2 separate regions of the Homo sapiens genome follow, and region 1 is linked to region 2. The links are chromatin loops, found by intact Hi-C in ENCODE. Cell type or tissue: mesothelial cell of epicardium. All regions are shown on one strand. Links, peaks and the distances in the headings refer to the core of each region. The heading gives the core; the rest is flanking DNA.

Region 1 (15,310 bases), core at 3,020-11,019, 150 kb before region 2:
AGAAATATAACTTATAATCTCACCTTGGGCATTAATGGAGTAGATTTATAAATCTTAATTGACTAATCTAAAAGCTCCTTAATTGAGCTGGTCAGTACTTAGCATTTATCATCTATGACCAGCTGTCTTAAGTGCTTTGCAGCCATTCTCTCACTTAATATTAACAGTCCTGTGAAAGTATATTTTATCGCTGTATTACAGATGAGGAAACTGAGCTCTAAGAATTTGAGTAATTTGCTCAAGATCATAGTGAGTCACAAAATTGAGATTCAAAGCCAACTCTTTCTGCTCACATTCTGTTATGATTTTTAGTTGGCTAACTTTTAAAAGTTGCATTGCCAGCAGTGAAATAGCCCCAGTTAAAATGGGAGCTTTAGTGTGAAAGATATATATTTACATAAATAAAAGAACAATGTCAGAATTAACTTTTATTAATCCATCTTCTTTCCTACTGTTTGATGATTTTTTCATCTTAGGACCATGAGGGCACTTTATGCTAGTTATGATTGTTCTTATTTTGTCTTTTTAGTGGAATCTAATCAGAAAAGCTCATTCCAAGAAATCCCCAAACTTAATGAAGAACTACTCAGCAAGCAAAAACAACTTGAGAAGATTGAATCTGGAGAGATGGGTTTGAACAAAGTCTGGATAAACATCACAGAAATGAATAAGCAGGTACTAAAAGTTTGATTTTTGCTGTGTAAGCTATGAATATTTGTTTGGTTGTTTAGTATGAATAGGATATAGAGAATTGTAGGTATAGGGAATTCATTTCAGTTTGTTTTACTTTTTGAAATGGGGTTTTGCATACTGTAATCCCAGCATGTTAAAGTCAGGTAAAATAGTTATGCATTTACCAGATATTTAAAATGTTAATCCTTTCTGCAAAAGAAAATAATTCTACTAAATACAGCAGTTGAGAGAAAGTTGGAAGTTTCTTGAATCACCCTTTCCTACATAGTAGAATAGGTGTCAGATAAAAAAGGAGTGTCATCTAACCCCCAAGAAAAGTAGATAACCCATTTTTATTAGCTAATGAGAGCTTATTTCATTTGAGTTTACAAAATCTGGAAATCATCAACAGTAGTCATTCTAAGAATAGCTTAGGAGTGGGTGATGGAGTTGGTTAAATACCTTGGTCAGTCAAATAAGCCTAATACAACATAAACTTTTCCAGTCCCTAAATTGACCAGAGTTGAGTAGGCATTGATTCCAGAAGTGGGACTCTGCCAGAGAATAAAGGCTTATTCTAAGGATGTTGATCAAGCATCTTGTATGTATAAGGATACCATATTTGTCACAGGGTAACTATAGCCCCATCCCTACTTTTTCCATTTAGTTAGGAAATGTATATGTGTAGAAAAGAAAAGTCAAGTACCAGATGAATGACACACATGCAAAGTGCTTAAAAATAGATATTATTTTTCTTGGGGCTGAGAAGGTATTGTCTTGTTCAGAGTAGAATCACAAAGTTCAGAATGAGCCAGTAGTGACAAGGAGTGCTGTGCTAGAAGAAAGTGCTTGCAAATGTATCTGAAGCCACACCTTTCAGCAATGGTCCAGGAGTGGGGCAGTTCAGCACTTAAGACCAATGATAAATAGTGTGGGGCAGTGACTTCCAAACTTTTGCCTGGAACCTGCAGTAAAAAATGTTTTACATCATTACCCAGTAAACGCATACATACCTATTTGTAACTGACATAAACGTTTCTGAAACAGTAGCTCACTCTTAATGTGTATGGTGCCTTATGACACTTTCCATTCAGTTCTATTTAATCTTTCAAAATTATTCATGAAATAATTCATGAGTTACAGCCGTCTAGTATTTACCCTCTGTCCTTTACCTTTGGACTCTAAGTAATTAGAGAAAAGCAGGTATTCACCCCTTTTTTGCAAAAAGGATGGGAGAAATTGGCCTTGCCTAAATTCACACAGCAAATTACATCAGGTGAAAGTAGACCACATTGAAGCACTGAAAGATAATCAGCATCTCTCCTGGGGCAAACTGGGGATTCCATATAGGTAGCCAGCCATGCAGTTTACCATTCTGAGAGGAGGATGATACCGTTCAGCATGAAAAGGCAAAGTCAGCTATCTATTTTTCATCTCGTTCTTGTAAACTGACATTATAGGAAGAGTCAAAGGGGATATTGGTACATGGTGGGAGAAAACACATAGATTTTCAAATCTTTGGTACATATGTTGGTTTCTGAGTTCTCTTTAACCAGGAAGCTAGACACAAAGTAATCATTTTATTCTTAGCCTGCCATTATTTTTAATGCAAGAAGCACCTGAGAAGGCAGATACAGTAAATCTCAATGTCATTGATAGGTTTTTGGAAACTGTAAACTTAAGTAAATGGCATATAATGAAACCAGTTTTATCATAGGCTAATTAATATAAAGAAGACTTAAGGTCAGGTGTGGTGGCTCACACCTGTAATCCCAACACTTTGGGAGGCCAAGGTGGGAGAATCACTTGATCCAAGGAGTTCCAGATCAGCCTGGGCAACAAAGCAAGACCCTGTCTCTAGAAAAAAATAAAAATAATTAGCCGGGCATGGTGGCGTACACCTTTAGTCCCAGTAACTGAGGAGTCTGCAGCAGGAGGATTGCTTGAGCCTTTGAGTTTGAAGCTGCAGTGAGCTGTAATCGTGTCACTGCACTCTAGCCTGGGCAACAGAGCAAGACCCTGTCTCAAAAAAAAGAAAAAAAAAGTTAAATTCCTAGGGCACATTTCTGGCCACAAAAAAAAATCACTACACTTCTAGATAAAGACCAAAACACATCTAGTATTCAACATTGAAATAAACGTGAGCGATACATACATTTACAAAAGATGAATAAAAGCAAGTAAAATATTTATCCGTTTATTTCAGCGCAGGATCGGGTCATGAGTGGCCAGAGCCTATCCTGCTTAGGGTACAAAGCAGGAAACAGCCCTGGACAGGACGCCACCCCCATCGCAGGGCTTACTCATACACACGCTCACACTCAGACTGGGACTGTTTACACATGCCAGCTAACCTAACATGCACAGTTTTGTGATGTGGGAGTACCTGGAGAAAACCCATGCCAACATGAGGAGAACATGCAAACAGACAGTGGCCCCAGCCAGGAGTCAGATTTTTTTCCCATCAACGTTATAACCAAATGACATTGGACAAAATATTATTCAAGAACCTGCTATAAATAGGAAAGTTTGCTTCTGTCCTAGGGCTTCATCTATGAAACTGGAAGAGATTGCAGTGAAACCCTTTCCATTTCAGCATCAATATGCCTTCAAAGATGCTGGGACTGACTTATGAAGCCAGCCTGATAACAGAGGACTTCACCATGAGCGCAGGCCCAGAGCATTGGTGATGGGAAAGCAGAGACTTGTGTTGTTTCCTAAGGGAGCTCAGCACTCTCTGTCTGAGTGGTTTTCTAAAATTAATGTTACACATCTCTGATGGTCTGTTGAAGTCAGAGGCATCTGTCCTAAACCAAAGTAGGTAGAAAAATTAAAGTAATATTTAACTATGTTTCCATATCTAAACATAACTGTCACTTAAGATGCTTTTAGTGGCAGTTGTTTTAGAAGCAATTCAAACTGGCTCAAACAAGAAGTGTTATTATATCACTTAACGAGAACTGTTCTTATCACAATGTAAGTTGAAGTTAATATAATCTGAAAAAAAAGCCATTAGTTTGAAAAAAAAAAAAGTTAAAATCAAATCTTCCCTTGAAAAAGCTTTAAATTAGTAGTTGAAATCTAATTTACTTTTCTGTTTTATTCATGAAACCTCTGGTTTTATACTCATTCCCTCTTGACTGTTATAGGGAGTCTCCTTCCTTGAAGACATTATTCAACAATTACCTAGCTGCTTTTATGGAGCTAGGCTTTGGATTCTGTCTAAATCCATTCGGGCTGCTATAACAAAATATCGTAGACTACGTAACTTAAAAACAACAGGGGCTGGGAAGTCCAAGATAAGGCACCAGCAGATTTGGTGTCTGGTGGAGGCTCATTATTTCATACATGGCACTTTCTTGTTGTGTCCTCACATGGCAGAACAGAATGGGCAAACAAGCTCTCTGACCTTTTTTTTTTTTTTTTTTTTTTGAGACACAATCTCACTGTGTCACCCAGGCTGGGGTGCAGTGATGCAATCACAGCTCACTGTGCAGCCTCGACCTCCCAGGCTCGAGTGATCCTCCCACCTCAGTCTCTGGAGTAGCTGGGACTACAGGCACGCACCACCATATCTGGCTAATTTTTTTTCTTTCTCTTTCTCTCTCTTTTTTCTTTTTTATAGAGACAGGGTCTCACTATTTCCCAGGCTAGTTGCAAACTCCTGGAATCAAGTGATCCTCCCACCTTAGCCTCCCAAAGTGCTGGGATTACACATGTGAGCCACTGCCCCCAGTTCCCTCAAGGATCTTATAATCAGATGGAGGAAATAGAAAAGTAAACAGTTGTAAAGCAGCCTGATAAGCAAAAAGAAATAGGTCCAAATGAGTATTGTGAGGGCATTTTTAAGTATGTATCTCACCTAGATTGGAGCCAGGTGAGATTTCCTAGAGATCTTGAACTGAGTCCTGAAGGGCAAATAGGAGTTGGCCAGCTGAATTCTACAGAAAGAGAGAAGAATATTTTAGGTAGAACATTAGTGCAGTTGATCCTCATAATTTATCAATTCTGTACTTGGTAAATTTATTTGTAATCTCAAAATCTATACTTGTGGCACTTTTGCAGTCATTCATCAACACATGCAGAGCAGCAAGGAATTTGAGTCACCCAGCATGCATATATACAGCTGAGTTTGAACAAGGTGACATGCTGCCTTCTTGGTTCAGCTCTCATACTGTAAACAGTGTCTTTTTCACAATATATTTAATGCCATATTTTTTATATTTTTGTGCTGTTTTTGGTGATTTCCATGTTCAAAAATGTCCCTCAGCCATAGTGCTAATGTGTTGTCTATTGTTCCAAAGTGCAGGGAGACTGTGATGTTCCCTATGGAAAAAATACATGTGTTAGATAGGCTTCTTTCAGGCATGAGTTATGGTTCTGCTGGCTGTGGGTTCAATGCTAATGAGTCAACAATATGCATTAAATAAGATGTCTTTAAACAGAAATACATATACAACAAGGTTATGTATTGTATTGATCAGTTTAAAAAAATTGAGCAGGCCGGGCACAGTGGCTTATGCCTATAATCCCAGCACTTTGGGAGGCCGAGGTGGGTGGATCACGAGGTCAGGAGTTCGAGACCAGCCTGGCCAACATGGTGAAACCTTGTCTCTACTAAAAATACAAAAATTAGCCAGGCGTGGTGGCGAGCACCTGTAATCCCAGCTACCTGGGAGGCTAAAGCAGGAGAATCACTTGAACCCGGGAGGCAGAGGTTGCAGTGAGCTGAGATCGTGCCATTGCACTCCAGCCTGGGCGACAAGAGCAAGACTCTGTCTCAAAAAAAAAAAAAGTACGAGCAGAGGACTCACAGGAACCTAACCTGTGTTTCCCCAAGGAACAGTTGTTCAATATTCACTAATTGAATGTTTTGTTGCAAGTTTTCTAGAACATAACTACCACTAATAATGAGAATTGACTATATGTGCAAAAGTATAGATGAATGAAAACATGGTGTGTTCAGGGAATTTTAGTCACTCATTATAGCTACAGTATGGTTTGGTAAAAAAGGCCAGAGATAAGTAAGTCAGCAAGAGCCGTATCAAGAAGGACCTTGAGTGCCCTTCTCCTATAGTACTCTGTGTAGCTCTCTTTTAGCACTCAGTCCAAATACCTTATGTGATGCTTATTTGCATATACTTCTAATTGCACTAGAAAGTTGTACACTGTACTCTAAGCCTTAAGCATGATGATAAAGAAAACGATGGCAATGATGATGATAACGATGATGGTATTGACGATAACTGCCATTCATTAAATGCTTTCTTTGTGCCAGCCATTATTAGGTGCACTGCACATGTGATCTCCTTTCTTGGCTTCTACAGTCCTATGAAGTAGGAGGTGTTCTCTCCATTTTACAGTTAAGAACACTGAGGTTCAAAGAAGTTAAGTAGCTTGTCCACAGTCACTCAGCTGTGTAGCAATACTAAAAGTAAAATATTCAAGTCCTGGAAGCCTCTCTTCTTTCCAGCTTCCCATGCTGCGTTACATCTTGGTAGCCCCTGTAGGATTCAGTAGGTGCTCAGTAGATAAAGCTGAAAGGATATGATGCTGAGTCCCTGCTAGGACTAATAATCACTCATCATTGATGATTGTCTGTTTTAATAACTTTTTCTTTACTATTTAAAGGACACTTAACTTCAACCCCAAAGCAAAAAAGCAGCATTTCCAACTTCATAGTATAAAATGATGTATTAAGCAAATGGTCTACTGTAGCTATTTTTAATTTTTCTAATGAAAAGTCATGTAATATGCATAAAAGTCATGACTCATCTTTTGGCTGGAATATGGATTTTTCTTAATGGGTTCTATTTAATTCAACTTTTTAGACTCTGAATTCCAAAGTGTGACTTTTCTAATGCCTGAATCTGATCTGACATTCTAGAATGCATCTGTTAGAGGCCAGAGCAATTCCAGAGAAAGTAATGGGAGGGTGCCTCATCTCCATTTTAGTTACATATATAAGCTTTGCTATAGCTTTCCACAGATGTTGGCATTATTTTACTGAAGAGAGAAATGCTAGAAGACGGAATCCAGCTTTGTAATTTATGGGTTAAATAGCCAAGTCCTAGGGAACAGTGGGTGATCCAGGTTTTATAAGTGAGTAAGAAGACCTAAGTGATGTTTGGTACCTGGAAAGTTAATGGTCAGCTCTCCAGAGCATGCTTTTGCAGTGAGGCAGCTGATACACTAGGCATAGAGTGTTTGCAGCACAGAGAAAAGTGCAGCAGCACCTCACTCGATCCTGCTGGCATTGGCTTTCAGCTGCTTCTTAACTTTGGGTGAAACGGCAGCTGCCAACCAGTCACACTGGCTTTTTGTGAGACCACTACCATTCCCGAGATACTTCTGATTAGCCATGCACTCTGCCATAGCCTCAGGAGGTTGGAACTTTCAGTACCTGGAAGAAGAGTTTTTACCCAAAGAACAGCTTCTTCCTTTAGGATCTGGCCAGTTGTCAGTGGAGGAAGGTGTTTGTCCCCTCAGGTGGCTGAAAGGTAACTACATAATTGATAAGAGTATTAGGAATAACTATAGTCTTGCCCTTCAAACTGATCTTGAACCAACTGTGTACATACTTTGGGGCACTAAGGAAAACATACCTGGGGCAGGAACCCTTCCTAGCATTTTATGATTGGGCATGTTACAGTGGTCTCAGAAAGCCCCGTGAGGGCATGGAAGAAAGGGTCAGCCAAGAAAACCCATCAAACCCTTTGCAAAGTTATGTGGCGTCTTTTTCCTGTGTGTGTATTTCTTTCTCATCTTTTGTCTTTTTAAAAATTTCTTAAGTAATTTGTGAGTGGATTCTTATATAAGGTTTAAACTATAAAACACATACAGAAATCCTATGAAAATTTTCCTTCAATTCCCATCTCTGTGTTCCCATCTCACATGCACACACACACACACACACACACACTCACTCACTCTCTCTCTCTCTCTCTCTCTCATGCCCCCATAGGTGTCCAGTCAGTAATGTGGGCTTCATCCTCCTAGTTCTCTATTTACAAAATCATAATAGTTTTTAGTATGAATTAGCCTATGGGTTAACATGCGTGTGTGTTTGTAAATAAATAAGGTCATTCAATATATGTTCTGCAGCTTGCTTTTCCACTGAATATATGCACATTCTTAGTGATATACATTTAAATTGTTTCTAGTATTTTGCTGTTACAAATAAGGAAAAATTATTTTAAAAAATATATCATGTACATGAGCTATTTTATAAGATTTCTAGACATGAAATTGCTAAAATAAAGAATATAAACATTTCAAATTTTGATGGATATTCCTAGATAAACTTCTTACAAGTCTTCTCTAATTTATACTCCCATAAGCAGAGCATGAAAATGCCTGTTTCTATATGTCCTTTTCAAACCTGGATATCATTCATATCTTTTTAAAGGCATGAGTGAAAACCTCCTTAATGTAATTGCTTCTCTTAGGAAGTTTATGGTTTGCTGAGAGTATCTCTGTGGACTGAGGTTTCTCACCCATCTTGTTTTTAAATGAACAGAGTTACAATGTTGATGATTAGTCTGGTTATTCTGGAGTCCTTATGTAGAATTGCATGTTTTAGTGCTTATTAATTTCACTATTAAAGAACTGTCACTTATTTGATATTTCATCTGTACCAGGTACTATGCTAAGAGCTTTGATTATATGTCTCATTTAATTCTCATAGCCTGTATTGATCATCTGTTCCTTGGTTACAAATTACCCCAAAACTTAGTGGCCTAAAACAACAGTCATTTAGTATCTTACGGTTTCTATATGTCAGGAATTTGGGAGCAGCTTAGCAGACTGGTTCTGGCCAAGATCTCTAAGGTTGCAATTAAGATGTCATCCGGGTCTTTATAACCTGGAGGTCTGACTGGGGCTGGAGGTTCCTCACTCACATGGCTTTTGGTAGGAGGCCTCAGTTCCTCCCAACATGGACTTGTCATTCTGGGGCTACTCGAGTGTCCTCACAGCATGGCAGCTCCCTTCCCCAGAGTGACTAATCCAAGGAGAGCAAAGAAGAAGGCATAGGACCTTTTGTGACCTAATTTCTAAAGTTGCCAGTTGTCACTTCCACTTTATTCTCTTCTGTAGAAGCAAGTTACTTATGTCAGGCTACACTCTAGGGAAGGGGAAGTAGGTTTCACCTCTTGAAGGGAAGAAGACTATCAAAGAATTTGTAGACATATTTTGAAACCATCACGTATCCTTATAAGATAGTTGTTAAATAGTTGTTGTTGTTATTATTATTATACCCAGTTACTGATGAAAAGAATAAATTCACTACTTATCTAGCCTTATCTCCTACCCCCCGGCCTCTGTCTTCTACTCTGCTTAGACTAGCCTTCTCAATGTCCATCCCAGACACAGAGTGTTAATTCTCAGCCATTCATTCAACAAATGCCAGTCTTTGTATCACGGGTATTGTGGAAAGTAAAAGAGACATGGTCCTTGATCATGTGGAGCTTATAGTCTTGTGGAAGAGAGAAACCTCAATCAAATAACCACCTAAACAAATCATTGTCACTTTGAGAAGTGCTATGAAAAGAAAGTACTCCTGAGCCTGTTCATACTGTGTTCCCTATCCCCCGATGCCACCCTCACCCTTCTAACCTAGAAAGAATGCCTGCTTGGTTTTTATGTATAAAATTCTAACTTCTCTGTCAGAGTCCAATTTGAGTCCTCCTTCAGCGAAGCCTGTTTCTTTCAGCTTGCATTGATATCCTTTTCTCAGAACTTTATTCAGTATCACGTTTAATGCTTAATTGTTTCTTTAATGTACTCTTGCCTTGTCTCTCAGTTATATTGAAAGCTCCTTGAGGTGAGAGACCTAAGAGTTTCCCTTAATTCTTCTATCTTCCCCACTGTTAACACCCAGTCCCAGCAAATCGTATCATCTCTACTTCTGCTACTACCTCTACTACCACTCAAGTCTAAACCACCATTATCTCTTGCCGAGACTACACAGATCTCCTTCTTACTGGTCTCTCCATTTCTACTGACAGCCATAGTAGTCTTCCTCCAAGGTGTCTCCATTCATGTAATTATCCTGCTTACACACCCCTGCCTATCACACCTCAAGTAAAACCCATGTGCTTGTTCTGGTTTACAGAGTCCTGTCTGTTCTGGCACTTTACTGCACAACTGGCCTCACCACCTACTTTGTCTCTCTGTCTCTCTCACATACACACACACATTATGAGATCCTGCCACCTAAACTTCTGTTCTCTGAATATGCCAAGCTCTTTCCTGTACTGGGACTTTTGGTCTAGCAGTTCCCTCTTCCCTGAAATAGGCTTCATCCAATCTTCATATGATTAATTCTTTCTTACTATTCAGATCTCAGTTTAAATTTTATCTCCTTACAGAGGCCTCCTCAGACCGATCAGTCTAAAAGTTGCTACCCAGTCACTCCTGTCAAGTTACTTTATTTTAATTTTTTTCTAGTGCTTCCCACTATCTGATATTTTTCTATATAAAAGTGTCTGTCTGCTTGCACTAAAATGTAAACACCACAGGATCCCTGACATCTGTGTTGTTCACCAGTGGTGAATAATAGGGTCCAGTAGTATTTGTTTTATTAGTGAGTGGCTGAAAATTCATCTTAAGCCTCTGAACTTTTGCCTTCTAAAAGAAAAGAGGGAAAAGAGAACTTGAGTTCCCGAGTTCCCAGGCTCCTTACCAGACTCCCTGTCTCAGACCAAGCTACTACTACTTACTCAGGGAGCTTTGTTTAAATTAAATTCTTTGCATAGCCGGACATGGTGGCTCATGCCTGTAATCCCAGCACTTTGGGAGACCAAGGCAGGTGGATCACTTAAGGCCAGGAGTTCAAGACCAGCCTGGCCAACATGGCGAAACCCCTATCTTTACTAAAAATGCAAAAATTTGCCAGGTGTAGGGGCATGCACCTGTAATCCCGGCTACTCAGGAGGCTGAGGCACGAGAATCACTTGAACCCAGGAGGCAGAGGCTGCGGTGAGCCAAGATCACTGCACTGTACTCCAGCCTGGGCAACAGAGCAAGACTGTCTCAAAAAAAAAAAAAAAAAGAGAGAGAGAGAAAGGAAAAAATTCTTAGCACAGTACTTATTACAATCTGATTTCTTTTCTTTGTTTTTCTGTCACCTTTTACTAGGATGTATGCTCCATGAGAGCAGAGCTTCATGGTCTTGTTTGCCTCTCTGCTGTCTCCACAATGACTGCAGCAGTGTCTGGCACAGAGATGCCAAACATTTGCTAAAGGAATGAGTAGGGAATCAGGTTCTGTTTTGTCTTACACCCCCCAGTGCCTACCACTGTGCTTGGCCCATAACAAGTGCCCAGAAACTGGTGGGTACTCTGAGGCCACTCTGAATATAATTGCTATTGGTAGATCTGTGTTCTCATCCTAGAATTTAGAATGGGAAAGCGGTTTAGAACTAAGAGTCTTTCAAGTGTTTCGAGCCAAACTGCAAAGCTTTTAGAATATTGTCTCTGCAGCCTGAAACTGACTATTACACAGGTTCCCCCAGTTCCCATTCAAGAGCGAAGTCTAGATGTTTAGAATTCTATGCCTAAATAGCAGAACGGAAGCCTCATTTTATTTTGATTAAATTCCTATTTTAATACATACATTGCATCAGTCAGTGAGTCAGTGAGTATTTATTGAGCCCCTTCAGGATACAAAGTAGTGCTCTGGTAGAGCTATTGAGTTTGAAATATTAGTCACATTTTTAAACCAAAACCAAATCCCCAAGTAGTTGAAAGTGCTGTTCAAATTGTCAGAGTGCAGTTCCTGTAGACTGTATTTTGTGAGATGGGCTTTTACTTTATATGTTCCCACTTGGGCAGGAACAAAAGTTTGGTAAATTACTGAGGTATTACATTTTACCAAAATGAAATTTTGAAGTGATCCTTCATCATTAGCTTTCTTCCTGTCCAATTGTTGAGGGAGTGTGTGATAATTACAGCATCTTTTGAGTAATTTAAGATTTTGGGATCTTGTGCTGCCAGGACAGGGTAAAGAATAACACTTGCCTTCACTCTTTGACACTAGTGTTCAAATTGGGCAGGGAAAGAAGGGGTATTATTGTTGCCTCCCAGATCCCAACTCTATCCAAAGTACTGTCTCCTTTACTTCTGTGAGCTGACAGGGTTGCAGAAACACATAAAATCCTAGACTATCTTGACATCACCAACCGTAGAGTTTGTGAAGGTAACGTGTCCTCTACAAATTCTCATTTGTTTTCATTGTTTGTTACTCTTTTTTGTTCAGATTTCTCTGTTGACTTCTGCAGTGAACCACCTCAAAGCCAATGTTAAGTCAGCTGCAGACTTGATTAGCCTGCCTACCACTGTAGAGGGACTTCAGAAGGTAGGTGCCATGTGTGGGTACAGAGACTTCAGAAGGTAGGTGCCATGTGTGGGTACTATTTGCCATAATTCTAGCTTCTTATAAGTTTTCATTGAAAGCCTAGCATTTGAAATCAGCTGCTCCAAGAGGGCAGTAATGGAGTGTATCACTGTGTCCTAAAGAATTCAGAACAATTTTGTTTTGGTCTGGTTAGTTAGGCCTTTAATTTGCAACAGGTTACCTCAGCTGTGATTTATATGGGTTCATACCTTTTTATTTGGCTCTCTGAGTCCCAGAATTGCTCTGCTGGCACTCTTGTGTTAGCATATATGGGTTCGCTTTTCAGCTTGCTTTTTCAGTTCACCACTCACAATATCTTCATCAAAGCAGACCAATTGTACATGATAGTTACCCTAAATCTCTGTTACTTTCCATAATTAAGAAAGTTAAAAAAAAAAAAAAAAGATGACCTGGGGAAATGCAAAAATTAAAAATTCAGGAAACAAGTGTTGGCAAGGATATGTGGAACGAAGGAAATTTTCAAACACTCCTGCTCCTGCTAGGAGTATTAATTGGTAAAAATCACTTTGGAGGCTGGGCATGGTAGCTCATGACTGTAATCCCAACGTTTTGGGAGGCTGAGCCAGGAGGATCACTTGAACCCAGGAATTACAGACCAGCCTGGGCAACATAGGGAGACCTCGTCTTTACAAAAAATTTTAAAGTTAGCTGGGCATGGTGGCACACAACTGTAGTCCCAGCTACATGGGAGGCTGAAGTAGGAAGATCACTTGAGCCTGGGAGGTTGAGGCTACAGTGAGCTGTGACCAACCAGATGAATAGTACTCAGGGATCCTTAGAGATGGACGGGAAGAGTGGATAGGGGTAGGAAGGCAGAAGAGGTGCCTAATTCGAACATAAAGAACATCATCCCCTGACACAGGAAATGGAAGAAGGGATTCCCCAAACGGTGGATATCAAATCTAGGATCTTTGAATTATAAAAATATGTGCTAAGTTTGGTCAGATTATGTGCCAGGGTCTATGAGCATATGAATTCTTTCCACAAAGGAGCAAGAAATTTCTAAGCCATAAGCGAAGACAAAATTTGCTATTTTATAGCCACACCATCTGTGTGTGCTCAGTCTCCATAATTTGCTACTTGTCCAATGTGGCCATCTACTTACAAATTCGGGGGGAAAAAAAAGGGGTAGGGACAACTCTGATGAGGCCAGATTCTTGCCGTTGTTCCTAGGGCCAATTCAGGAAATGATAGGCTTCTGTAGCCATTAGTACAGAAGCAGCTCTCACAGTCTTGCATTAGAAAAGGAAACTGGTTTATTCTTTTTTTTATTACACTTTAAGTTCTAGGGTACATGTGCACAACGTGCAGGTTTGTTACGTATGTATATATGTGCCATGTTGGTGTGCTGCACCCATTAACTCATCATTTACATTAGGTATATCTCCTAATGCTATCCCTCCCCCCACCCCAAAACAGGCCCCGGTGTGTGATGTTCCCCTTCCTGTGTCCAAGTGTTCTCATTGTTCAATTCCCACCTATGAGTGAGAACATGCAGTGTTTGGTTTTTTGTCCTTGCAATAGTTTGCTGAGAATGATGGTTTCCAGCTTCATCCATGTCCCTACAAAGAACATGAACTCATCATTTTTTATGGCTGCATAGTATTCCATGGTGTATATCTGCCATGTTTTCTTAATCTAGTCTATCACTGATGGACATTTGGGTTGGTTCCAAGTCTTTGCTATTGTGAATAGTGCCGCAATAAACATAAGTGTGCGTGTGTCTTTATAGCAACATGATTTATAATCCTTTGGGTATATACCCAGTAACGGGATGGCTGGGTCAAATGGTATTTCTAGTTCTAGATCCTTGAGGAATCTCCACACTGTCTTCCACAATGGTTGAACTAGTTTACAGTCCCACCAACAGTGTAAAAGTGTTCCTATTTCTCCACATCCTCTCCAGCACCTGTTGTTTCCTGATTTTTAATGATCACCATTCTAACTGGTGTGAGATGGTATCTCATTGTGGTTTTGATTTGCATTTCTGTGATGGCCAGTGATGATGAGCATTTTTTCATGTGTCTGTTGGCTGCATAAATGTCTTCTTTTGAGAAGTGTCTGTTCGTATCCTTCACCCACTTTTTGATGGGGTTGTTTGATTTTTTCTTGTAAATTTGTTTAAGTTCTTTGTAGATTCTGGATATTAGCCGTTTGTCAGATGAGGAGATTGCAAAAATTTTCTTCCATTCTGTAGGTTGCCTGTTCACTCTGATGGTAGTTTCTTTTGCTGTGCAGAAGCTCTTTAGTTTAGTTAGATCCCATTTGTCAATTTTGGCTTTTGTTGCCATTGCTTTTGGTGTTTTAGACATGAAGTCCTTGCCCATGCCTATGTCCTGAATGGTATTGCCTAGGTTTTCTTCTAGGGTTTTTATGGTTTTAGGTCTAACATTTAAGTATTTAATCCATCTTGAATTAATTTTTGTATAAGGTGTAAGGAAGGGATCCAGTTTCAGCTTTCTACATATGGCTAGCCAGTTTTCCCAGCACCATTTATTAAATAGGGAATCCTTTCCCATTTTTTGTTTTTGTCAGGTTTGTCAAAGATCAGATGGTTGTAGATGTGTGGTATTATTTCTGAGGGCTCTGTTCTGTTCCATTGGTCTATATCTCTGTTTTGGTACCAGAAAAGGAAACTGGTTTATTCTTGAATTTATTCATTCAATAAACATTTGTGGAACTTCCTCCAGTATGTACCAGGCACTTTGCTGTTGATGGGAATACTAGTTTCAGAGTTTTGCTCCAGAGTTCACATGGCTCTGTCAGTTGCTTCCTTAGGGGAAAAAAGAAAAGAAAAAAAAAATCCTTAAACAAGAGCTTACTATCTTCTGGCATCCCAATGGGTTCATACATCCAGCCAGTGAGGATTGGATTCACAAACAGTAGGTGTCTTTGAATGCCTGTAGCTTTTGCAACAGGCATTCAGAGCTTACATAGATAGCAACAGAGCTTACATAGATAGCAAACCAGCTTAGATACTTTTACCCAGTGTGTTGTCTCTTTGCAAATCTGTGTGTTTATCATGCCAGGCACTGTGTTTCTTTCAAGTGGCTCAGTTTTGAAGTGGTAGGTCATGCCAAATACCTAACTTTATTGTATCTCATGTAATTTTTATTAGTGTCATCTCGTGTTCTCTTGGATTCTTGGATATCAGTGTAATAAAAATGACCTTGGTTAAAAATACTAATGTGGCACTGTAAAACTGTCAGCATGTCTTGAA
Region 2 (15,310 bases), core at 4,243-12,242:
CCCTGCAAGTCACGCCTGGCCCGGAGACGGGCCCTGGCCCAGGCAGGCCGTGGTGAAGACAGGAGCCCGCCCACAGCACTCTGAAATGCTCCAGTCACACCTTATAGGCCCTAGGCCTGGCCAGGCATTGTCCCCTGGAAACCTGTGTGGCTAAAGTCTGCTGAGCAGGCAGCAGCCTCTGCTCTGTGGCTCCATTCAGGCTTTTTCATCTACGAAGGCCCTGAGGTTCCCATCAACCCCCATTTCCCTAGGGTCCTGGAGGAAAAAGCTTTTTCCAAAGGGGTTGTCTTTGAAAAGGAAAGCAATCACTTCTCACTTTGCATAATTGCCTGCAGCAGGAACATCTCTTCACTGGGCTCCACCTGCTCACCCGCCTGCAGATCTGGGATCCAGCCTGCTCTCACCGCTGTAGCTGTGGCGGCTGGGGCTGCAGCCTGCAGGGAGAAGCAAGAAGCATCAGTTGACAGAGGCTGCCGACACGTGCCTCTTCCCTCTCTTCTCTGTCACCCTCCTCTGGCGGTCCTTCCACCTTCCTCTGTCCTCCGGATGTCCTCTTTGCCCGTCTTCTCCCTTGGCTGAGCAAAGCCATCCCCTCAATTCAGGGAAGGGCAAGGAGCCTTCCTCATTCAGGAAATCAAATCAGTCTTCCGGTCTGCAGCACGGAAAAGCACATAATCTTTCTTTGCTGTGACTGAAATGTATCCCTCGTTTATCATCCCCTTTGTTTGTGATTGCTGCTAAAGTCAGTAGTATCGTTTTTTTAAAAAAAAAGTTTGGTGTTTTTAACCATGCTGTTCCAGCAAAGATGATACCTTAAACTCCCACTGCAAGCCCATGAACTTCCCAGAGAGTGGAACGGCTTGCTCTTCTTTCTAGAATGTCCATGCACTTGGGTTTTAATCAGCAGTTCCCTATTATTCTGATTTTAAGCTGTTCCTGTGATGAACTTAGAGACAGCATCGGTGTCTGCTGCTGTGTCCCCAGGTCTTGTGTGGGTGGCACAGATCTGGGCAGTTAGATAGTGCTCTGTGCCTAAGGTGAAGCCACACTAGGGTGAAGCCTCACTTCCCTGTTTGAGCAATGCAGTGCCTGCTGCCCGTGTGCATGAAGGTACAGCCATTCAGATAAGTGGAACTATTGAGTTACATAAAGAAAATAGATTTGCATTTGTCAGGCAGACGTTTATACAACACCACGGTGCTTTTATACATTGTGCTTATTTTAATAAAACTGAAATTCTATGTGTGGCCTATTTGGTGGTCCTTTTTTTTTTTTACCTGCAGACCTGAGGAGGAGACTGGCCTTCTAAACTGGGTCTAAGTCCAGCCAGGTGGGGAGAAGGTATCTCTTATTGGGACCCCTGAATAAAAACCGTATTTGACCCAAAAAACAAAGTGAAGGAGAAATTGCTATTTTTTTCCTAGGTGAGGAAATGAAATTCATCAAACTTTTATCAATTGCTTCTTCTGAGCCAGGACCCAGAAATGAGTAAGAAACAGCCTCTGCTTTCTAGGATCTCCCCATCAAGTGGTAGAGGTGGTGTCAGCAACCATGACACAGGAGACCAGAATGTACTTTAATAGATGTCCTCTGTGCCCAGCAGCCCACAAGCAGGAAACAAATTTCTCCTCTGTCTAAAGCATTACTAAGCCTTTATCAAGGGTGTGTCATGTGCCCGGGACTATGCAACAAAGAAAAATAGCACCTCCTATCCACAGCCCTCATGTACATCACGCAAAGGACTAAAGTGGGCACTAAAGTGCCCATTGTCCCAGGCGATCATCAGAGCCAGACAGGAGAGGACTGGGGTGGAAAGGACCTTTATAAGTTCCCAAGGAGGTGGCAAGGGAGGTCTGAGTGGGCAGTGGACTGGGTGCTGATGACAGCTGCTCTCCCTCGGGATGGCAGAGAGGGGAGATGGGATTAGGGGCTCTTCACTTGGGGCAGGTGACGGGCCACATCCCCAGCTGTCCTACGCCATGAATGCCTCCCCGTTGATGATACATACTGTTTGTTGACAGTCTTCCCTTGACAGTAACCCTGACACCCTCACATCCCTTTTTCATCTACCTGGAGTGGGCTTGGTGAGGAAAACAGACCTGCAAAATCTGATCCTTTTGGCCCACAGACTCCCAGCCCCTGGAGACCCAGAACCAGGATGTGAGTTCTAACCCTGAACCCCAGCCCGGCCTAGTGGGAGGCCCAACAGGAACGTGTCTTCAAGGGGGCTTCCTGGGTCAGGCACTCTCCACCCCTGGCCCACACCCTGCCCAGCTGCAACTCCCCATCTGTGCCTTGGCTCAAGCTGTGCCCTTTCTCAGCCCACCTCCCCAGCCTGGCCCACCTGGCAAGGCCCCTCTCATCCTGCATGGCTCTGCTTAAACGCCATGACCTTGGTTTTGGCTGACCTTGGTTTTGCCAGCATTGTCATGCACTTACTAAGTAACAGGTACTTTCTAAGAAGTTTACGGGCATTAGCATTTAATTCTCAGCAGTCCTCTGAGGTAGGTACTATTATTTTATCCCACTTGACATGAAAACCAAGCAGAGAAAGGAAAAATAGCTTGCCCAGGGCTATACAGCTAGGAATGGTGGAACTGGAATTCCCTCCAGGAAGGCTTGGGACGCCGCGCTGTGCTGCCTGCATTCAAATCCCAGCTCTGCCACTTACTAGCTCTGGGGCTTGGGCCAGTTAATCTCTGAGAGTCAGTTTCTTCAACTCTAAATGGGGATGATAGTGCTTACTTCATGGTACTGTTGTGAAAGTTACAAATTAATGAATGCAAAGTGTTGAGAGCAGTTCCAGGCCCACATAGTAAGTGCTCCATAAATGTTAGCTATTATAGTTTTAGCTAATCAAGTAGTCCCCATTGATCCACAGTTTCGCTTAATTCCATAATTAAGTGAATTATGTGGTCAAAATAGGTGAGTACAACACAATAGGATATTTTGAGAGACCACAGCCATATAATTTTATTACAATATATTGTTACAATTGTTCTATTTTGTTAATCTCTTACTATACCTAATTTATAAATTAAACTTTATCACAGATACGTATGTATAGGAAAAATGATAGTATATATAGAGTTTGGTACTGTCCACGGTTTGAGACATCCACCAAGGGCCTTAGAACGTGTCCCCGAGGGATAATGGGGGACTCCTGTATTTACTGTTATCTACCAGGGCAGAATTACACAACTCATGGTCCCAGTGCTAGAGACGAGCCCTCCCTGGTCCTTGGCTCCGGGAGCACTCTACAGAAGCACTGTGTGCTGTGGAGGTAGGTCTGGGCCTCTTAAGATGAGCCAGGACTCTGTCCCTCTGTAGGATCCTCCGGCAGACAGGCTGCTCCACCCCTCCGGGATGCAGTCCCTGGCCCAGAGGGGCAGCTGTGGCACAACAGGAAGAGCCTGAAGTTCGGACCTGAGCCCTGGGTTCCAGTACTGCCTCTGCCACTATTCACTGGTGACCTTGGAAGTCCTGGCTCTGCTGGACAGAGGCAGATCCAGCAGATGCACTGAGGAGGCTCTGAGACCACAGAGCCCCTTCCAGGCATAGGATCTGCGATAATGGAAGGCAGCTCCCCAGCTCCAGAGCTCATGCGTGGGCGGGGCCTAGAAGGAGAGCACTGGTCCCAGCCAGTTGGAGTGTCTCAAACCTCAGGTCTCTCTTCTCAAACCTAGTGATCAGGCCTTGGCCCCAGCCCCAGCCCCAGCCCTGATTCAGCTGGATCCTGAGGACTCCAGTCTGAGGGCCTCTGGGCACAGGGACCGTCCAGTTTTTGTCCCTCTGTGTGTCTACCTGCCTGGGCTCTGGGGGCGCCTCCTCCCTCCTGGCCGACTGCCCTCCCACACCCAGCCCCATGAATAGTGGTGCCTTGGTCCCATGCCAGCACTCCAGCCGCTTCAGGTCTGGAGGGGGCTGAGGAGCAAGGTCCCCCAAAGGCTGGCACTCTTGTTGCCATGGTAGCAGTTGCCTTGGAAGCCACTTCCCTGACTTCAGCTTCCAAATGGTCCAAGAAAGCTACCTGTCCCCCGGGGGATTGGTGAATTAATCACGCTCTTTTCCAGGGTTCTCACCCCTCAAGGAAAATAAACAGAACCAAACCAAACTGGGGCCTTTTCGCCCACTGTTCCTCCCCACCCCCACGCCACACTTGGACTTGGTGCACTGAGAAGGAAGGAGCATGGGCAGACGCTCCACAGTCCTTGCCTCAGCAGGAGACAGAGAGAAGAGACTGGGTGATGGAACTCAGCAATGTGCCCGTGGCCTTGCCATGCCTGAGAACTGTGGCCTCCAAGAGCACCCAGGTTCAGCGGGGAGGCTCCAATCCTTGGGAGGGGTGGAGGGTTGGTGGGGCGATGGAGCCCTGGTGCCTTGGGCCTCCCTCTCAGCATGGCTCACAGAGAGGTTCCTGAACTCACTTACCTATTGCTCTGAGCACGTCACTCAAGGACACACATTTTCTTTTTCAGAGATGATATAGCCCAAACTGAGGAAAGAATTGGCAGGCCTCCCTCTCTACATCACAACTGTTTTGGGAACCTTTAATGATGCACTCCTGGTCCTGAGGGAAAGAGGCAGGCCTTGACTGATTTTCATTGTTTTGTTTTGTTTGTTTGTTTGAGCCAGGATTTCACACCCATCGCCCAGGCTGGAGTGCAGTGGTGTGATCTCAGCTCACTGCAACCTCCTCCTCAAGCGATCCTCCCACCTCGGCCTCCCAAGTAGCTGGGACTACAAGCACACACCACTGTGCCTGGATAATTTTTGTTTTTGTAGAGACAGGGTTTCACCATGTTTCCCAGGCTGGTCTTGAACTCCTGGCCTCAAGCAATTCTCCCGCCTCAGCCTCCCAAAGTGCTGGGATTGTAATCCCACAGTGCCTGGTCCCTTGACTAATTTTTTAACTCAATGTCTCCCTCTGAAGGTGGGTCTGCCAGTTCCTCCCACCTCAACTAAGACAGTGTTGAAATTCAGGGGCAGATAGGCCAGAGTACTTCCCAGAGGGGCAGAATCCATGAGGACTCTGGGGCAATTCCTCTGTCTCCCCATGTCTTGGATTCCCCACCTATATGAAGAGCTGGGACGGCCCTGGTTCTGTGATCTTGGAACTGAAAAAGGCTTAACGTGCCTCTCCTTTGAGATCACAGTGTTTTCTGAGATCTGAAGCAGTGCACAGGTGCCTCTGCCACCCCCATCCCCATCACCAGACAAGGCAGTGGGCTCAGGGAGGTGGAATGGCTGGCCCGAGCCCCATAGTGCGAGGTGGAAAACGCGGCCCCAAGAGCTTCTATCTTGGTGAGGGTGTGAGAGAGTCGCCCTCAGCCTTAGACTTTGAGAGGAGCAAGGAACACGTTTCATGGACAATTATTTTGGTGGCTCCTTCTAAAACTAAGTCAGTGGGGGATCAATTATGTGTGACAGAGACATGGGCTATGATTTGATGCCTAATTAGAGGAATAATCAGATCTCATCCAGGCAGGAGGCACAGCAGATGCTGGCAGCAGCACCGTGGCTGGGGAATGCCCAGCTCCAGGGGTGTTCCCTCTGTGGGGAACAGGAACACAGTCCAGGGCCCATCTGTGTGCTGCAGTCACCCCTCTCTACAGACTCATCATGAGCCGAAGCTCCAACTCAGGTGACCCTGGGCCTTCTCAGGCCCCCTTCTCCACATACAAGGAATGCCTCTTGTTAGAGACAGAGGTTCCCTTGTGTCCACAGCCCTCCTCTTTGATGACTGGAGGTGGTTGTGCAGTCCAAGCCCTCTCCCTGAACTCTGTCCTCATGTTCAGAAGCCTAGCTCAGGTCCCTCCCAGCCACAGCATTCTGGGGAGCTCACTCCTGGAACCTGCCCTCAAGGGGCTCTCAGCCTACAGAGGAGATAGAACAAGAACAGGGCAGCCATGGAGGCAGGTGGAGGAACAAGAAGTTGAGCCTGGCAATATGAGACTGCAGATGCAGTGCAGAGAGGGGGCATCCAAAGAGAGGCCAGGGAGGCTGGCGACGGGACTCCGAGCAGGATTATGGGACCCTAGGAATTGTGCCCAGGTGCAGGGCCAGGCCGGGGCCATATTCTGAGACTGGGGGGTCCCCAATCCATAAAGGGCCAAATAACGCAATGAATGATAAAGGCTGGAACTGGGGGCCGGGGCAGGGCTCAGGGCTAGGCTGCATTGGTGACCACTGCCCAGCCTTGGGGTGGGGCATCCTGCAAGTAACTCAGACAGGCTGGGTGCAGGTGCTCAGTTCAGCGGATGGGAAGGCACCAACCATGACCCAGCCTCCCACTCCCGGCACCTAGCCCCTACCAAGTCCTCTTCTCTACCCTACCCCTTAGGTGTTTTCCTCCTGCCCACACCAGCACCACCACTGCTCTTCCCTTTCACTCCCAGTCGGGATCCCCAAGGTGGCTAGAAGGGTTCACTCTCCATTCCACTGGCCACTAAAAGGGGGGTGGGTACCAAGCCCACCTGAGGACAAGGGAGTCCCCTGAGATCAAGCCTCAAACTAGGACGCCCTCAGCCCTACCTGGGAGCCCAGAGGTGGACAGGATGGGGATGGGATGGGCAGGGGTAGGGAGCAGACTTGGAGGGATGCCTCTCCCTGTCCGCTTTCCATACCAGGTGCAGTTCCTGTCTCTTGAGCCTCCTGCTGTGTGTCTATCTCAGACTCCAAGCAGAGACCCCAGGTGCACCTCCAGGCCAAAGGGCAGAGCACATTACAGCGGGCCCTGAGCATGTGATCAGGAGTCTCCTCACATCCCTGGCTTCTGAACGACATGCAAAGCCACCAGCTCGTTCTTCCTCCTCAGGAACCAGCAGTGGAACCTGGGCTGACTGCCCGCTGGGCCCTGGGACCCAGACAGCCACTCACATTGCAACCTCATGAATAACTCAGCACCTCCCTGCTGCCTACATCTCTGAGGAGCCTGTGGCCGCTGGACCAACTCCCCCCTCACCCTGCCTCTCATTGCTTTAAATTTTCATAGGCTGAGGTTCAGTGGCAAGTAAGTGGCTCTAGGAAGCTGGGGCAGGATGTCCTGGGCAGGGGAGCTTGAACTCTCCTGGGTGGAGGCTGGCAGGGAAGGATCCTATGGAACAGGCCCAGCTCCCTAGAACTCTGGCAGCCAAAGCAGAAATGTAGCCAGACAGGAGTCCCAAGGGTGGGCTTCAGCTTCAGAGGGCTTTGAGAGAGGAAGAGTAAGCTGGGTGACCTCGTACAGATCCCTGGTCAAGGTGGGACTGGGGGGCCCGTAGTGGAGCAGTGGAATAGGACTGCAGATAAATCCCAGGGTTCCCCACCTATCATCTTACTGCCCAGAAACTCCTACCCTGAAGTTGGAGCGCCAACAAGGAGACATCCAAGAGCCCAGAAACTTCCAGGACTTTTCTGGGGCCAGACTGCACCGGCTGGAGGCAGTGCCCCGGGTGGGCCTGCATGGACATCCCCATCAGCAGCAGAGACTTCCGCGGCCTGCAGCTGGCCTGCGTGGCTCTCGGGCTGGTGGCTGGCAGCATCATTATCGGCATCTCCGTATCCAAGGCTGCAGCTGCCATGGGCGGTGTCTTTATTGGCGCTGCTGTTCTGGGTGAGCAGGGGCTGGGCTGGGATAGGGAAGGGAGATTCTGGAGGTGGGGGCAGGGGCATCGTCAGGTGAACAAGGAACAGGGAAGGGCTGGGTCAGCAGGAATCAGCTGGGGAGAACGGAAGCTAGAGGTGTGAGCAAGGCCGCCATCAGGGGCACAGGCGGGAGAGGAGCGACGCGCTGGGGCTCCTTCCAGCCACAGGGAGGAGAAAAGAAGGAGAGCTGGCCGTCACACTCTTTTCTGGCTACTCCCACTGGCTCTCCAGCCCCAAGCTCTAGGCTCCTGGATTTGTGGTGGGATTCATCAGCCTATCTGGGCGGAACAGGGGGTTGATGGCGGCAGGTAAAAGGACAGAGCTCCTGAGGACTCTCTGAGCCAAGACAGGCTCCAGCTCAGAAAAAGGGTTTCGTCTTCTTTCCCTGTTTGCCTCCACAGCAGCTGTGTCCATCTATCTGTGTGGGGCCACGCCCACTGATTGCCCCGCAGTGACGCTGAATGCCATCCCTCACCTCACCTCACCTCACCCCACCCCCCGCCCCCGCCCAGGCCAAAGGCAGGACCAGAAGCATCAGGCTAGGGGGCTTTAGGTATCTACACCTGCGGGTTCTGGCACAGATGCTCATCGGGGGATGGAGCGGGGGCGGGCAAGGCAGGACTGGCTCCACTGCTCCTGCTCCCCAGGTCTGGGTGGGGAGGAACATGCTGAGGACAAGCACCCAGTCCGGCCCTGGGGGCCCTGGGGAAGCGTGGGGACAGCAGAGACGCAGTGGTGGTGTCAGCCAGGCTCATTCCAGCAACCTGCTCTTCACTTAGGAACGGTGGAGCCAGGCAGGTGGGGCCTTCACAGTCTGTAGCCTCTTCCCCAAACAGGCACTGCCCCCACCAACCCAGATGCACACACCCACAGGCTCACATTTACACACTCACAGTCCCAAGTCTGCACACTGTGCTCCTCCCATGCACACCCATATCTCACAAACCACCCCTCAGGCTCCCAGCCCACCCACAGCCTCAACACTCACCAGGCTCCTCCCCATCACAGAACCCCCTGTGTCTCTTCTCAGGGCTCCTCATCTTGGCCTACCCCTTCCTGAAGGCTCGGTTCAACCTGGACCACATCCTGCCTACCATAGGTGAGGCCTCTCCCTGACCCCAGCAGACCCCTCTGCCAAGGACTGTTCCAGACCCTTTGTGTGCTCGTCTGTGACCCACTGTGTGGCTGGGATGAGCCCATGTGTGAGACCGCGCTAGCTGTCTGTGTTAGAGCTGCTGTGTGTGTGTGTGTTGTGCAGGCGTTGCCATGACTACAGAACGGCAGAATCCAGCCTGCAGCAAAGGTGCCTGAACCAGCTCAGAGCTGGGAAGTTCATCTCCCTTGAGAGATTTTATGACTCCCCAAAGCCTCCAACATCTCTAAATAACTCCCTCTCCATCCCTGAGCCCCCATGAAAGACCCTCTATTTCCCCTAAGACCCCACAGCCTCTGCACAGCTCCCACCTCATCTCAGCTCCCCACATACAGGCTGCCATCTCCACCAATCCTATGGGGCTTCTCATGGCCCCAGTTCTCCCCGGGACCTCACCTCCCTAAAAGATCTGCCATTTTCTCCTTCAAGGGCCCAGTTCTTTTTCTCCTGCCCAAATCAGCCCAGATCATGTGAGACCTAAAGGAATGCAGTGGAGCAAAGACAGCATCAGGGATGGAGACTAGATAGCAAGAAGGACTTCCCTTCCCAACCTAGGCTTGATTTGGGGAATGGCTCAGTAATCAGGGGGCTTGGGGTGGTCTCATCCTGCAGGGAGCCTAAGAATCCATCCCCATCCAGGGGCAGACCACGGGGAAGGAAGATCCAGCACCAATGGCAACAAGGAAGGTAAGTTCCAGAAATTCCCGAGTCCATCCTTCTTTTTTCTTTTTTTTTTTTGAGACAGAGTTTTGCTCGTGTTGCCCAGGCTGGAGTGCAATGGCATGATCTCGGCTCACTGCAACCTCCACCTCCCGGTTTCAAGCAATTCTCCTGCCTCAGCCTCCCGAGCAGCTGGGATTACAGACATGTGCCACCACGCCTGGCTAATTTTTGTATTTTTAGTAGAGACGGGGTTTCTCCATGTTGGTCAGGCTGGTCTCGAACTCCCAACCTCAGGTGATCCACCCGCCTCGGCCTCCCAAAGTGCTGGGATTATAGGCGTGAGCCACCGTGCCCAGCCTGAATCCATCTTTCATCTCCCCTCCCTGACTGAGCAGCTCCATGGGGCCCGGGAGCCTTGAGCGGCATGCCGAAGGGGCCTCCCCAGTGCGGGGAGACGGTACTGCTGGCACTTTCCCCAGGTGCACAGTCAGACCCTTGCTGCTCCAAGCTGAACTGATCTCCTCTTGCTTACTCTGAGGGCTTCTGTCTTGCCCAGCGTGGACACTGGAATGAGGGCACCTCCCTGCCCCTTCCCCTCCCTCCCTTTCCCCTCCCCCAGGTCCTATACCTCAGTTTATTTTCCCACTCCCCTCTCCCATCTCTCCCAGGGTCAGAGGAACTCAAAGGGACCCAAGCTGGGGTTCCCAGTGCCCAGGGCAGAGCTGGGATAGAATGGGGAGGGGGGGACATGCCAGGGGACAGTTTCAGCCCAGTTTAAAGAGGCCATGGGTACCAGCTTTGGGTACTAGCTTTAACCACCCCAGTTTAAAGTTCATACCCCAAACTGGGCATCTCCTTGTTCTTCCACCCCACACCTGGAAAGTTCCAGGGCAGGAGTTTCTCAAAGATGGTCCCAGCCCAGTCTCTGCCACCAGGGGTTGGATGCCTAATACTCAGTGAAAGGCCCCATTCCAGACACTGTTCCCAGCCCTGTTCATCTATTATTCGCTCTTTTAAGTCTCACAACAACCACATGAGGGCAGCACTATCATTAGTTTCATTTTACATAAGGGGCAACCGAGGCACAGGGAGATTTAGTGACATGCCCAAGACCACACAGCCAGGAAGTGCGGCAGTCAAAGCTCAAACCAGGCAGTGGGCTCCGGGGTCCCGCCTCTACCCCCGGCCTATGCTGCTGCCCTCTTGAAAGCCATCCTGACTGGAGGTACCTCTTTAAACTGGGCTGAAACTGTCCCCTGGGATGCTCCCCTCTCCCCATTCTATCCCAGCTCTGCCCTGGGGTCAACCAGGCACCCCGGCCTTGGGTCCCTCTGAGTTCCTCTGACCCTGACAACTCCATGGGGACCTGTCTACGGAGGCAGTCCTCGTCCCTGTTCTCTCCCCCAGGAGCCCGCAGCAGCCTGTCCACCGTGAGCAGGACCCTGGAGAAGCTGAAGCCGGGGACCCGGGGGGCTGAGGAATGCTGAGGCAAAGTCTGAGCGGCTGCCCATGCCCTGCCCTCCCATCCTGCCTGCTGCCCCTATGTCAGTGCCCTCCTGGGTTAGGAGACCCGGACCGGAGACAAGCCAGGCCCTGCAGACCCCAGAGCGGCTGGGAACAGTGTCTGGAATGGGGCCTTTTGCACTCGCCCGGCCAAGCCTCTCCAAAATGGATTCCACTGGTGTGGGCTGGGACCTGGAGCAAGGTGTCGCCGGACGCCCCCACAGGGTTCCCATGTTTCAGGCTCCTGCCCTGGCCTTTCTTTCTGGACTGCAGCTCAGCTTTGTTGCCTGTTCAATCTACTGATTTGTTTCTCTGGAATTTGGGGTCCAAGGCCCTGACTATGACCAGGATGCCCCAGTCCCTTGCTCTAACCCGGCTACAGAAGTGAACCACAGGCCCACAAGAACCACAGACAGGGACCCTCCACCCCCACGGTCTAGCCCAGGGGCTCTAGAGCTCACTAGCCCAATAGAGGGGCTAGACAAGATTCTTTTCCAAATATCAAAACTCCTGGCAGTTCCTCAGGGACAGGCTCTGAGCAGCAGTGAATCAGATGGGGGAATTTGGGGGGCTCACAAAGGGACAGGTACAAACAACTTCGCCTGGGGGTCAGAGGAGGCAACTTCTCAGCTGAGCCCAGGCCTGAGACCCTTGGTGTCTTAACTCCACCACTCAAGGCTTTTTGTGATCTGACTTCTCTCTTCCTCCCATCTTCTCACTGCTCCCTGAACAAGCAAAACACATTCCTGTCTCCAAGCTTTGCCCTGTGTTCTCCAGCACCCTCCCTGCTTCTGTCTGCCTATCAAACACCCCACTTTTAAAGTCCCCGTTCAAAAAATCTCCTACCCACGTGGTTTCCTCATTCTCTTCCACCAACCTCTGTCTTGCCACCTTTCAGGCAGGGCTGAAGTCTTCCTTTTCACAAAACAATTATTAAACCATCTTAAGTCTACTGAACGTTGCCCCTGCTCTAGTGTCTAGCACCAGACCAGTAGGTGCTTAATAAATGTTAATGGATTCAATTTAATGTAAAAACAATTCCCTAGGCTTTCCCTGGGAAGCCACTTCAAAGTCCCATCTACCGTGGGTAGAGCAAGGAGGCCCAGGTGTGGCCTCACAGAAAACATTGTTCCTCCCTCCACACCTGCACCCTCCAGGCAGAGTTGTTTGACCTCTACAGAGATACCCTCTCCATACGGCCTCTGGCCTGGTTTAGTGAGCAGAAGACAAGCTAGAAATCACGTCCTTCTTCCAGGATCAATGGAGACGGCACTTCCTCTTAGAAGCCTCCCCTGACTTCACTGTGCTTCCCAGCCCCAGGGTTTCCCTCCTTCACAGACCAATCTGAGTGGCCTTTGTCTATTTCCCCTCTTGAGAGTGGGAGCAGAGGGCCAGGCACCCAGACGACACCCCAGTGGATGTTGGAAAAACCAAAGTTTTCTGAAGCACAGAGTCCATCTCAGATGGGAAAGCTGAGGCCCCACTGGAAAAAGGACTCATCGAGTCCCATGGTGAAAGATCACGGGGCCAGGCCTGCAGCCAGGTCTCCTATCTCTCCCTATCCAAGGCTCTATCTTCTGCTGTCCTCTGCACAAGTGGCAGGGATCAGTTCTCTGACAACAGTGCGACAGACCTCCATGAAGGGGCTGCCTTCCACAAATGCTGGCTAGGTGTAGAGACTTCGTTTCCTTCAGCTGAGAGAAGCAACTTCCTCTCTTTGAACTGCCCTCCTCTCCACCCAGCTGCTGCCTATTCCCTGCCCCTTCTCCTTTCCTTCATTATCATCAACAATATCTCAGGCTGCTGGTCCCTCCTCAATCAATGAGGAGACCCTTCCTCCTATCCATCTTCGATCCTCACCTCAGTGCCCCAGAGATGCCCCAGGGTGGAGGGGGTGGGAATGGGGGATGTGGAGACTGAGCTGTGGAGAGTGTGGTTCCCTCCCCCCTGCCCATCAACCCCTCTCAGCCATGCTCTCCCCAGGGTGGGGCTATGGAATCCCCGATGCCTGGCAGGGCCAGGCAGAGAGAGATGCTGGGGACCAGGTGGAATAAATCAAGGAATGAAAGCATACAACGGCAAGAGCTATGTCCACTGGGGAAGAACTGGGTAAGGCTTCAAAAGACCCTTAAACTGAGTGGAAATTCTTGATCCTGGGACTCTAGTTCCTCTTTTTCCCTGCAGTGGGCTTCCTGAAACATCTTCCCTCCAGCCCAGGTGAATATCCCAATACATTTTGCTCAAGTACATCCCCAACCTCAACCTCCCCACTCCCTCCCTGTGGTCACAGGAGTAGTCAATGTGGAGACATGTGGCTTCTCCCCCTCACACTTCGAGAAAAGGTGAGGTCAGGCCTAGCTGGCATGGGTGGTATGGTAGGTAGTGTTAGGGAGTAGAACCCTCCAATATTTCAGCATGGGACAGGGGCGTAGACAGGGACAGGTCCTTGAACCAAGCTCTTCCCGTGGTCTGTTCAAGAAATGAAATTGGTTCTTTCCAATAGCCATTCTCACACCAGGACTGTGACTGTGACTGTGCCCAGCCCTAGGCTGGGTGCTGAGAACACACAAGTGATCTAAAGGTGGGGAGTACTTGGTCCAAGCAGATTCCTTGAAGTCACATGCCTGCTGGGCCAACCTGGAGGAGGACTGCACAGGCTGGGGCTGGAGTCTGGAGATAAAACTCACATCCTGGTTCCCAGGGGCTGGGGCAAGAGGCTGTGGGGCCTTGAGCCTGGCTTTCCCCAGATGCAAAGGGAGGATATGGTAGCCCTCCCCCACAGGGCCACTGTCAGCATGAAGGCTGCCTGGCACACAGTCACATCGGGTAGGGTTTATGAATGGATGAGTAAACGAACGAAGGCAGAGGTTGGAGAGATGCTCTTTCAGCTGAACTCTTCCAGGGTCTGGAAAGTCAGCACACCTCAGTCCTCCCTCCCACACGCCCAGCCTTGAGGTGGGCCTGCTGCCCAGCACTTCCTCCCCAGCCCTCATCCCAAAAAGTTCCTACACACACCACCAGGAGATAGAGTCACTCCCTAGACAGGCTCATGTCCACACCCCTTTCTAGGGTGCAGGATTGGTGGTTGATTGGGAAAGGGGTGCTGAAAACAAGTCCATCCCTGGAAAAATCCCCCCTCCCCCGCCCCACAGCTCCAGCCCCGCTCCAGAAAGAAGAATCCATTTGAAGTTGAAGGCAGAGCCAGTTCGACTTGTACCCCTGCCCCCTGCCCTAGAGTGAGTTGCAATATATCCGTGCCTGGCTCTCGGAAAGTGCGGACGAGACGGTGTGGGTGGGCTAGGAGTTATTTGCAAGGGTGCTTGCAAACCGTGAAGCCTAGAGGAGAACGGGAGAAGGATGGAACCGAGCGGAGAGGGGAGGTGTATGGTAAGAACCCCGCTCGCCCCGGGTTGAAGGGGAGCTGTGGGTCGGCGGTCAACGCTTGAAGGAGAGGGGTTCCGGGTGGCGGGAGGCGGCTGGGGACCCGCGCAGGCCAGCGTGCCGGCCCCTCCCAGCCCATCGCTGCCGCCGCCGGGGCTGCTCCAAGGGAGCCAAGCGGAGTGGGAGCGGGTCTGCGCGTCTCTGCTCTGCGCGCAGGGGCGGGGGGGCCCAGGACGGGGCGCCCTTTCCCACCCACATGCTGATCTAGGATCTCCAAGCGGCTCGGCCCAGGACACCGCCTGGAAACCCAGCCGCGTGGGAGAGGGCGACCCCACCTCCAACCCCCTTGCTGTGCGCCGGCCCAGCCCCTAGAAGTCAGCGGACGGCGGAGGAGGTGGCCCGGCCTCTCTTGGTGGTCCTGCGCTCTCGGGGTCTTTCCTTCCTGCTGACCCAGGGTGCTCAAGGGTCAGCCTGGTCGGACCCGCAGGGGAGTGTCCACGGACGGGCTCAGGCAAGTGAAGGAGCTGGGGGACGCTGGCGGGAGGGGGCTGAGGGGACGCTTACCTGAACTAGGGGAGAGACTCCATCCAGCCTGAGCTCCAGGAGACAGGAGCAGTGCCCAGACAAGTGGTCAAGAACCTGTAGCCGTGAGAGGACAGGGGTGAGAAAGATAGAGAGGGAGCAGGAGAAGGGGAGACACTCCGCAGGCACTGGCCGCTGGCTCGGGGGTTCCTCTGCTCCACTCTGACCCCGCCCTGCTCTGAACTGGGTAGGACTCTGCCCTAGAATCTCACCTGTCCCCTCCACATCCTCCCCAAGGCCCAAAGTGAGGAGGGGATGGGAGAGAAGAGAGCACAGAGCAACTTCAAATCCGAGACAGGGGAAGCCAGGAGGGCAGAAAACGCCTCTCTGACCAATGCCTCCCCCACCATTTATTTAACCAGTATTCACTGGGCCATTTATTTAACCAATATTCACCTGGGG

What was found. A loop is a pair of places that touch in the nucleus more often than their neighbours do. Peaks named below come from ENCODE experiments on the same cell type or tissue, not always from the same donor. Only the 100,000 strongest peaks of a DNase experiment are listed, where the experiment ranks them.
Region 1: a loop joins it to region 2, with 10 times the contacts of the local background. A loop is called at or near these places in 4 of 110 quality-filtered maps.

The regions. Positions count from the first base shown.
Region 1 is chr1:46,693,271-46,708,580 of GRCh38, reverse strand. It overlaps EFCAB14 (EF-hand calcium binding domain 14), which reads left to right. Exons shown (of 11, transcript NM_014774.3): 3 at 530-675; 4 at 11,932-12,030. Among named protein-coding and RNA genes, the nearest start is that of EFCAB14, 18 kb to the left of the region's middle. In mesothelial cell of epicardium, for the core only: no CTCF peak of the experiment used is centred there; no DNase peak of the experiment used is centred there.
Region 2 is chr1:46,543,349-46,558,658 of GRCh38, reverse strand. It overlaps KNCN (kinocilin), which reads left to right and starts at 7,012. Exons shown (of 4, transcript NM_001322255.2): 1 at 7,012-7,594; 2 at 8,657-8,725; 3 at 9,392-9,466; 4 at 10,850-13,018. The coding sequence starts at 7,444. The coding sequence ends at 10,929. MKNK1-AS1 (MKNK1 antisense RNA 1) reads right to left here. Exons shown (of 8, transcript NR_038403.1): 3 at 14,891-14,965; 4 at 317-434. MKNK1 (MAPK interacting serine/threonine kinase 1) reads left to right here. Exons shown (of 13, transcript NM_001135553.4): 13 at 1-1,252. The coding sequence ends at 84. RefSeq lists enhancers at 1,791-2,290, 2,291-2,792, 8,250-8,889, 10,326-10,826, 10,827-11,327. In mesothelial cell of epicardium, for the core only: no CTCF peak of the experiment used is centred there; a DNase peak (open chromatin) is centred at 8,868.